2 separate regions of the Homo sapiens genome follow, and region 1 is linked to region 2. Evidence: chromatin contacts called from ENCODE Hi-C or POLR2A ChIA-PET data. All regions are on one chromosome and are shown on one strand. The core of a region is the stretch at or near the end of the contact, and the rest is flanking DNA. Distances in the headings are between cores, read along the strand shown. Region 1 overlaps SLTM (SAFB like transcription modulator). Region 2 has its middle 130 kb from the start of AQP9.

What was found. A loop is a pair of places that touch in the nucleus more often than their neighbours do. ChIA-PET counts read pairs that join two places held with the same protein, here RNA polymerase II (POLR2A). Pooled maps may share reads with other maps.
Region 1: a pooled map shows a loop between it and region 2 (2.7-fold over the local background). The contact joins two enhancer-like sites. A Hi-C loop is called at or near these places in 5 of 50 pooled maps. POLR2A ChIA-PET finds 5 or more read pairs at or near these places in 3 of 52 experiments (OCI-LY7, activated naive CD8-positive, alpha-beta T cell and endothelial cell of umbilical vein).

What each region holds. Positions count from the first base shown.
Region 1 is chr15:58,877,703-58,882,134 of GRCh38, forward strand. SLTM (SAFB like transcription modulator) reads right to left here. Exons shown (of 21, transcript NM_024755.4): 21 at 1,348-2,405. The coding sequence ends at 2,297. Among named protein-coding and RNA genes, the nearest start is that of SLTM, 54 kb to the right of the region's middle. RefSeq lists a silencer at 475-675 and an enhancer at 2,827-2,916. Within about 2 kb of position 2,314, at least 2 of the 41 ENCODE cell types and tissues checked have a DNase peak (open chromatin) inside an H3K27ac peak, as active enhancers do.
Region 2 is chr15:58,267,565-58,272,263 of GRCh38, forward strand. No RefSeq gene overlaps it. Among named protein-coding and RNA genes, the nearest start is that of AQP9, 130 kb to the left of the region's middle. RefSeq lists an enhancer at 2,466-2,760. Within about 2 kb of position 2,642, at least 5 of the 41 ENCODE cell types and tissues checked have a DNase peak (open chromatin) inside an H3K27ac peak, as active enhancers do.

The DNA of each region.
Region 1 (4,432 bases), core at 1,064-3,563, 610 kb after region 2:
TTTAGGCGGCTGAGGCAGGCAGATCATGAGGTCAAGAGTTCGAGACCAGCCTGGCCAACATAGTGAAACCCCGTCTCTACTAAAAATACAAAAAAATAGCTGGGCGTGGTGACTGGCACCTGTAATCCCAGCTACTCGGGAGGCTGGGGCAGGAGAATCGCTTGAACCCAGGAGGCGGAGGTTGCAGTGAGCCGAGATCGTGCCACTATACTCCAGCCTGGGTGAGAGCTAGACTCTGTCTCAAAAACAAAAACAAAACAAAACAAAAACCTCCAAATTTGGTTTTCACTGTTGACCCTGAGCCAGCCAGATCGCTGCTAGCTGCTGCCCATGATGGTTGAGGGCCACTCAACCTCAATGCCAGCATATCAGGTGGTTTTGTCAGCTTTTCTGAACTTAAAGCCATCGCCATGGCAACTCGAGTAAAAAATAATTACCTATAGTGTCTGTAGGCTTGTACCCTTCAGTATAAGTGTAGAAAAGACTGAAACAAATCAAGGATCTAATGTTTAAAAGGCAGGTTACTATCCAGATTCCCATCTGAAAACTGGTCAGGTCAGTAATTCTACCTGTGGCTAGGAGGATTCTTCTGAGTATTAGGCAAGGGAACATATGTCAAACGCTTAGCACATTGCCCAGCACGTAAAGCGCTTAGCCAGTGTTTGCAGCTGTATGATAATCCCTTCTAAGAAGCACAGTCCCACTCTACAAATGAGGAAACAACGAGAAGTGACATTCTAACCCAAAGTCACCAACATTCACTCCAATGGATACTGAGGCTTCTCCTGTGCCACTCTACAACACGTAGTGATCAAAAATGAGGTAGACCTCCCCTACACCAACGCAGACACCCAACCTGCTCCCACAGCTGTAGGACTGGGAATGGCAGAAAACGTAAGAAATCCAGAGAAGTTCCCCAAAGGACCAGAGACCACAGAACCTTGGTTGCCCCACGGCACTCAGAAGTGTGAGCCATCTCATGGGCATGACCGTATTGAGCATAGAGAGTGCTGAATTTACCAAAATCTAGACCATTTGGATTTTTCTTCACTGATTTATATAAAGGGATGTGGGAAGCTTTTTTGAAAGAGCAGCATTTACCTTGAAGGGCTTTCCTAAAAGAGATGCCTTTAAAAAAGCCATAGGATTAGTGGTTAAGTCTCTAACATGTGAACAGCATGTGCTGCCCAGCTACTGAGGTGAAGAGTCTAAGCTAGATTTATTTCTGAAGAACAAAGACCAAAAGAATGCCTTTATAGCTCTATATCTAGTCAGTCACCTTGGGCTGAACTACAGAAAGAACTGGACGACTAACACCTAAAACGCTGAAAACAAAGACACATACACTTCCAGGTGTGGATTTTTATTTTCACAAAAAGACAACAATGTCTTCCCCACATACAAGTATTTACAAAACCCAACTGATTCACCCATCTAGAACCTGGGTTTTTTTCCACTTCTCAACATAGTTGGGAACATGGAAACATTAATACCCACACAATTCCCAGAGATGGAATTTATCCATCAAACAAACAGTGCAGATTACCTAAAAGTGCACTTACCTGCACAACTCGGTCTAAGAACCTTGTGAAACAAACCTCATGGCCAAGGTTTCATGAATCTATTTGGTTTCATACCATGCAAACCTGAACAAGTGTGCTGCTACACTAAACTGAAAATCGGTTCTCATTTTACAATTAAAAAGGTTCTCAACACTTTAGCAACTATACAGAATATGAAGGTTTATTTCAAAAAAGATTACATTTTTTTAAACCAGGATACACAGATGCACTTAATGTAACAGTACCTTCTGCAAAAATAGGTTACATAATACTCAGAAATGCAATGAACAATCTTATTCTCTAAAAATTAGACAGCTAAGACTTCTTAAGTGTAGACAGCCTTCAAAATGGAGGCTGAAAATGCTTGGTAAAAAGAAGTAACTCTAGAGCCAGACACCACAGAGCTAAGGCTGCAAATTAAACCACTACCACACAGCTGCAAACTACTCTTTATATTCACACAGCGTTAAACAAAACGACTTCAATTCCATCTTTTCAAATGTGCCTCGGTGCTGCAAGAAAAAAAGTTGAATGATACACAAAACTATTAAAAGTTACAACAGAACTATTTAAACATCTTCTCCAAAATTGAGAAAAGCAATCATGTTAAATTTTTAAAAAGAAAAGTCTGACAGAACTCTCAAGCAAGTCAGAGGTCCTCTTCATAAGTAGTCAAGTAAAGTTTACAGGAGATTTCAATAAATTATCTTAAAACCTTGGCAGAGAGCTCATTTTCAGAATCGTCGCGGAGGTCCACCCTTAAATGGCTTAAATCCGGAGCCACTTCCTCTTGGCATGGAATTGCCACTGATTTGTACAATTCTATTAATTGGGGATGCGTTACTGAAAAAGGTTTAAAAGAAAAAAACATCAGAGAACAAAGAACAAATCATCACTGCAAATACCAGGCACTGTTCTTGGTACTTTATCCAAAATAAATCATTTACTCTTTTCAACAGTCCCGTGAGGTCTGAACCATTGCTAACCCCACTTTACTGAAGAAACAGATCTGGAGGTTGAGGAACTCTTCCAAGGTCACAGAGCTAATAAAATGGTGAAGCAGAGATTTGAACTTGGGCAATCTCACTTTGAAGCCCCATTACTTCAGAAGCCAGTTGTGGATCTGCACGTGGACTACAGCAGCAGATCTCTTAAGTGTGGACCCCAAACCAGCAGCAGCAGCACCAGCTGGGTGCCTGTTAGAAATGCAAATTCTCACCCCCATCTCAGACCACAGAGAAAGAAACTGAGGGTGGGACTCCCAGCAACCTGTGCTTTTCTTTGTTTGTTCTTTTAAATATATATATTTTTAGACAGGGCCTCACTCACTTCACCGAGGCTGGAGTGCAGTGGCACATTCATGGCTCACTGCAGCAGCCTTGACTTCCTGGGCTCAGGTGATTCTCCCACTTCAGCCAGCCACCAGAGTAGCTAGGACTACAGGCAAGTGCCGCCATGCTCAGCTAATTTTTTTTATTTTTCTTAGAGACAGGGTTGCGCCATGTTGGCCAGGCTGGTCTTGAACTCCTGGGCTCAAAAGATCTGCCAGCCTTGGCCTCCCAAAGTACTGAAATTACAGGCAGGAGCCACCACGCCCGGCCAACCTGTGTTTTAACAAGCCCTCCAGGTGATTCTGTTGTTTGCTAAAGCTTGTGAACTAAATTATAGAAGTCATTTAAGAATATTTCTGGAATCTTTATGTGTAATGCAACAGAGCAGATGTTAGTAACACAAAAAAGCAGACCCCCTCCCCCGACAAAAAACCTTTAACAGGCCGGGCGCAGTGGCTCACGCCTGTAATCCCAGCACTTTGGGAGGCCGAGGCGGGCGGATCAAGGAGAATTGCCTGAACCCGGGAGGCAGAGGTTGCAGTGAGCTGAGATCATGCCAATGCACCCCAGCCTGGGTGTCACAGCGAGACTCCATCTCAAAAAAGAAAAAACTTTAACAAACCAGGAGATAAAAATCTACAGTGAAGGCCGGGTGTGGTGGTTCACACCTATAATACCAGCACTTCGGGAGGCTGAAGCTGGAGGATCACCTGAGGAACAGGAGTTTGAGACCAGCCTGGCCAACAAAGTGAAACCTCCATCTCTACTAAAAATACAAAAAAATCAGCTGAACATGGTGGCACACGCTGTTGTCCCAGTTACTTGGGAGGCCAAGGAAGGAGAATCACGTGAACCCAGGAGGCGGAGGATGCAGTGAGCTGAGATAGTGCCACTGCACTCCAGCTTGGGGGACAGATACTTCGTCTTGGAAAAAAAAAAAAATCTACAGTGAAATGGTTCAGGCAGAATAAAACTAGATTATAAGGGCCAGGCTGAGGAATCTGGGCTCAATCCTGTGACCTGGAGCAGCTGCTTGTTGTGGTTTTAGAGCAATAAATGGTATAATAAAATGGGAGTTTCAACAGTTCAATTTACAAATGGGGTAATGGAACACAATAATTGGGAAGATCAGATAGAAGCTAAAATGAGGAATAAGGGATAGCTATGATAAACTTTCTTTTTGTAGAGACAGGGTTTTACCATGTTGCCCAGGCTGGTCTCAAACTCCTCAGTTCAAGTGATCTACCTACCTTGGCCTCCCAAAGTACTGGGATTACAGGCATGAGCCACTGTGCCCAGCCTGAGAAACATTTAAAAAAAAATAGAGCCACACGGCCGGGCGCAGTGGCTCATGCCTGTAATCCTAGCACTTTAGAAGGCTGAGGTGGGCAGATCACAAGGTCAGGAGTTCAAGACCAGCCTGGCCAACATGGTGAAACCCCATTTGCTAAAAATACAAAAATTAGCTGGGCGTGGTGGTGCACGCCTGTATTCCCAGCTATTCACTTGAACCCAGGAGGCAGAGGTTGCAGCGAGCCG
Region 2 (4,699 bases), core at 1,392-3,891:
CTGAGGAAGTATTTTTATGCCTAATGGAAACTCCTCCTACTGCATTTTACCAACTCTCTTGAGTCCTCCAGTGGGAAAAGCTCTTTACCATCACTCCTACAGCTTTTACTCCAAAGTAGGTAGGGATGGCCACACTGGGCCAACCTATAAAGCCATCTCTATTAGTTTGCTAAGGTTGCCATAACAAAATATTGCAGACTGGGTGGCAACAAACAGAAATTTCTTCTTTCATAGTTCTAGAGGCTGGAAGTCCAAGATCAAGATGCCAGCAGGGTTGGTTTCCTCTGAGGCCGCTCTTTTTGGCTCGTGGATGGCCGCCCTATTGCTGCCTCTTCACAGGCTCCTCCCTCTATGCATGCTCACCCCTGGTGTCTCTCTCTGTGTCCTAATCTTTTCTTCTTATTAGGACACCCATCAGATTGGATTAGGGCCCACTCTAATGGTCTCATGTTAACTTAATTACCTCTTTGGTATCTCCAAATACTGTCACATGCTGAGGTCCTGAGCTAGGAGTTCAACATATGAATTTGGAGAGGCCACAGTTCAGTCCAAAACACCTCCCAGCTAGCACTCTGTCTCAGACAATAGAACCAAAGTGTACTGTGGAGAGCCAAGGTGCACCTCCTGATTCATTCTTGTATTCATTCTCATTCCACCAATATTTCATAAGAGCCATTTAAATGGTTATAGGATCTACATAAAACCAACAAATTGATCTTTACAAATGCATTTCTCATCATCTCACCCTTCACATGGAAACTCCTGAATGGTTCCCCATGGCCTTAAGAGAACTCAAAAATCCAAGTATGGTATACGAAATATTCAAAGATCTGGAATCTGCTTACCTACCCAGCCATAATTCCCTCACATGCCTTTTGCTGCAGTTAAAGTACTGAAGTATAGTGGGTGCACACACAAGTTATGCTGAGTTACTTCTAGTTGTATGATCCTAGGCAAAATGTGCTTTACTCAAAAATTATTTAATTATCATCTCCTTTCTGCAGCTGTGTGAGGCCCTGGGGCAGATAAAAAGATCTCATCCTCAAAGATCTAATTGGAAGGGAATGTCAGCAAGTAAACAAAAACTACATTGCAATTGATAGGCAGTATAGTCTAGATGTATGCAAAATGTGTCAGAAGCTCAGAGGAAAGTCTCCTTACATTTCTAGGGCACACGTTTCCCCAGTAAAACAATACACCAACCTCCAAAATTAAACTAAGGGTAAGGCCAATGCATAGCGTAACCTATATGTTTGCTAATACATTGCTGAAGTAAATCAGAAATGTGGGTCGGATCCAGTTATTGAGTTAAGTCACATCTTACATAACTAATGAAATGGAAATTGGTTACACACCCACCAAAGTATGCAGAGCCCTCAGGTGGAGATTAAAATCCCTTCTTGCTGCCACAAATTCATCTCTGCAGTGTTTTAAAAATGCACATATGAAAGTTACAGGTGACAAGCACTGTACAAGCCACTTCACCAAGCTTGAGATAGTCTAGCTATTAATCACCTAAACTAGCAGCCATGGTCTGATGATATGCTAAAATAAAATAATGCAACTCGCAGTGAGGGTTATTTTATTTACATTTTAAATCTTCTAGCATATGTCTCAAGAAGTTTTCTGGCCCAAGGCTGGGCGTGGCGGCTCACTCCTCTAATTCCAGCACTTTAGGAGGCTGAGGCAGGTGATTGCTTGAACTCACAAGTTCAATAACAGCCTGGGCAACATAGCAAAACCCCGTCTCCATAAAAAATACAAAAATGATCTGGGCATGGTGGTGCATGCCTATAGTCCAGCTACTCAAGAGGCTGGGGTGGGAGGACTGCTTGAGCCCAGGAGGCAGAGGTTGCAGTGAGCTGAGATAGTGCCACTGCACTCCAGCCTGGGTGATAGAGCCAGACCTTTTCTGGAAAAAAAAAAAAAAAAAAAAAAAAAAAAGAGGAAAAAAAAAGGTATCTGGCCCAGAAACTTGCAAGAGAGAACAAGAACAGGTATTGTTAAGCTGCCAGAGGAATGGAGACTGAACTCTTCCCTCTAAGACCTCTTAGAAATGCTAGGTATAATGTGTGTCACTTTGTTTTTAATGCACAGCTGCGTTCACAACCAAGAAAGGGAAATTCCCAAGTGATGAAAATGAAAAGAGACCATAAAAGAAAAGTAGTAAGTGATGAGCAGCTGCCAAATTGGATGAGAAGATATTGACATCAGTTTCCTAGGGGCGCCGGCTTTAATGCCCGCGTGGGAAAAGGAAAGAAGTCCTTGAGTCCACATGAGGTAGGGAGTGGGAACAGGGCCGCTGCTTAAAACCTGAACTCTCAAAGGGTGGCACCTGCAGAGAAAGGTGGACTAACAATAATCAATTTACTGGCAAATAGATCAAGGGTGTCTTTGCTCACATTCTGGAGAAGAAAATATACCAATCCAGATGGATTGATAAATTGAGGCATTTATTAATTTATTGCCTCTCAGCTTTGAACTTGTAATACCTGGTCTGGGATCACAGTCTGAACACTGTAAGCCTTTCTCCTTCACAGTAAGGATCATACTATACTTGTCAGCAGAGGGCACTGGAGGGACACTGCAGGAGGAAAAGGGCTTCTCTTCCTGGTTTCTGTGTGAGGGGTTTGGCTTTTTATTGCTCCTGCTGCAGGGTTGGTCAGCAGGGTGGGTGAAGGGGGACATCCAGTGGTGTTCTGCACGGTCCCTCGGTGACCTCACCATTCCAGCCAGTCCTGTGACCACCTTTCCATGGTCCTCCTGACACAGACTTCCCATGCTCCAGACTTTACACCTTGTGTTTCCTGTTTGCCCAGCAACTGCGGATGGGCCGCAGTAAACTCCTCTCCTTCCTGTGAGCTGCAGCCACATCTTTGCCAATGAGTTTTGAACCCCAGCCTCAAGAAGGCCCCATCCTATCCAAATGTGCCCTTCCTTGGGTATTCTCTCTCAGCCCTAGAGTCTCAATGTAGCATTCCCTTTACATCATTTTAGTTACTCTGTTAACATAGCTTAATAATGCCTTATAGTAAATTAACTTATTTAAGTTATTATGTGTGGTTTCTGTCTCCCGATTAGACCCAGACTGATACCACTGAGACATCAAAAATCTCTGGCCTATGCTATTAAAGATACAAATTTATATTACCTAGCATGAGTAAACACAAAAACATTATGAAGGGTTACTTCCTCAACCAAGGTGGCATAGCATTCTCCAAAAAGCGAAATACTGAATATACATCCAATCCAAAATTTAAAAACTCACAACGGAACAACCCTTAAGTATTGTCAAATATACAGTAAAATACAATAATGAATTTAGAACCAGGCTTAGAACTAAATGGGCTTAGAACTAAAGTACTTAGAATAAAGAATTTAGAATGGGCTTAGAACTAAAGTAACTTCTGATAATAAAACAATCCAAAAGAAAAGATTATAAATACGCTTAAAAGAAAATTTGTAAATTAGTAGAAAAAGGAGAGACTTGACAAGAACAGGCAGATTCGAAAAATAACCAAATAAAACTTTTACAAATGAAAAACAAGCCTTCAAAGAATGAGCTCAGTAGCTGATTAAACATAGCTGTAGAGAAAATAGTGGACAAGAAGAACTGAGTAATCTGCACAGAATTCAGCACAGAAAGTTAGACAAAAATATCTATAAAATACATAGAGAAAAGAATAAAAAGCATTGAAATGCAGATAATAGGAGTTCCAGAAAGACAAAACAGAGTGAACTAGGAAGGCAATGTTTGGAAAGTTAATGGGAGAGATTTTTCCAGAATTGATAGAGATTTTCTGAAAATGACTCCACCGATGGAAGAAACACAGACTCCCAAATAAGATAAAAACCTGGAACATTGATAGGAAACTCCAGACCAGAAAAAAAAAAAAAATCTTCAAAGCAACAAGAGACAGATTGCCTACAAATAATTAAACTAAGAGCAAAAATTTTAATAAGAGCCACAAAGATCAGAAGACATGAAATAATATTTTTGTAGTACTTAGGAAAATGACCAGTCAGTGTAGAATTTAATACCCAGCTAAACTATTATTCAAGGAGGAGGGTAAAATAAAGACAATTTGGGATGGACAAAGCTGAGAAAATTTATCCAGTGACCCGCGCTAAAATAATTGCTAAAGGATGTACTTCAGAAATCAAACTATAAACACAGGAAGGATGGGGTGCAAGTAGCAACGGTGAGCAAAAGAAAATCTGTGCCAATTATCAATGTATTCCTCTTGGCTCTTAATCCATTCTTCTGTGCCCTCCTTTGGGATGTAGAGCTGGACCCCAGCTGTTGCAATGTTAGTCCTTGACAGTACAGGGCCCTGGAAAGACCAGCAGGAGGAAGGGGCTTCTCTTTCTGGTTCTGTTGCTTTACTCTTCCGGCTCCTGTGGCAGCCAGTGGGTGGTTTGCAGGTGAGGGGCCACTTACCTAGCAGTTAGCACAGCTTCCAGCAAGTTCTACGGGCACCCCAGCAGGTGGCTTCCCAGTGACTTCCACAGCAACACAGTGAGTGGGTTCAAGAAAGTTCATCACTGGCAGTCTAATAGGTGGTCTGCTAGCAGTGTTGCCAGCATTCTAGCAGCGAGTTTGCCTGTCTACCAGCCCCAGACTGTGGGGCCTAAGCAGACTTCTCCACCATGCAGGGGGCGTCAACCTTCAGTAAAATGTGACTCTCACCCTGGGAGA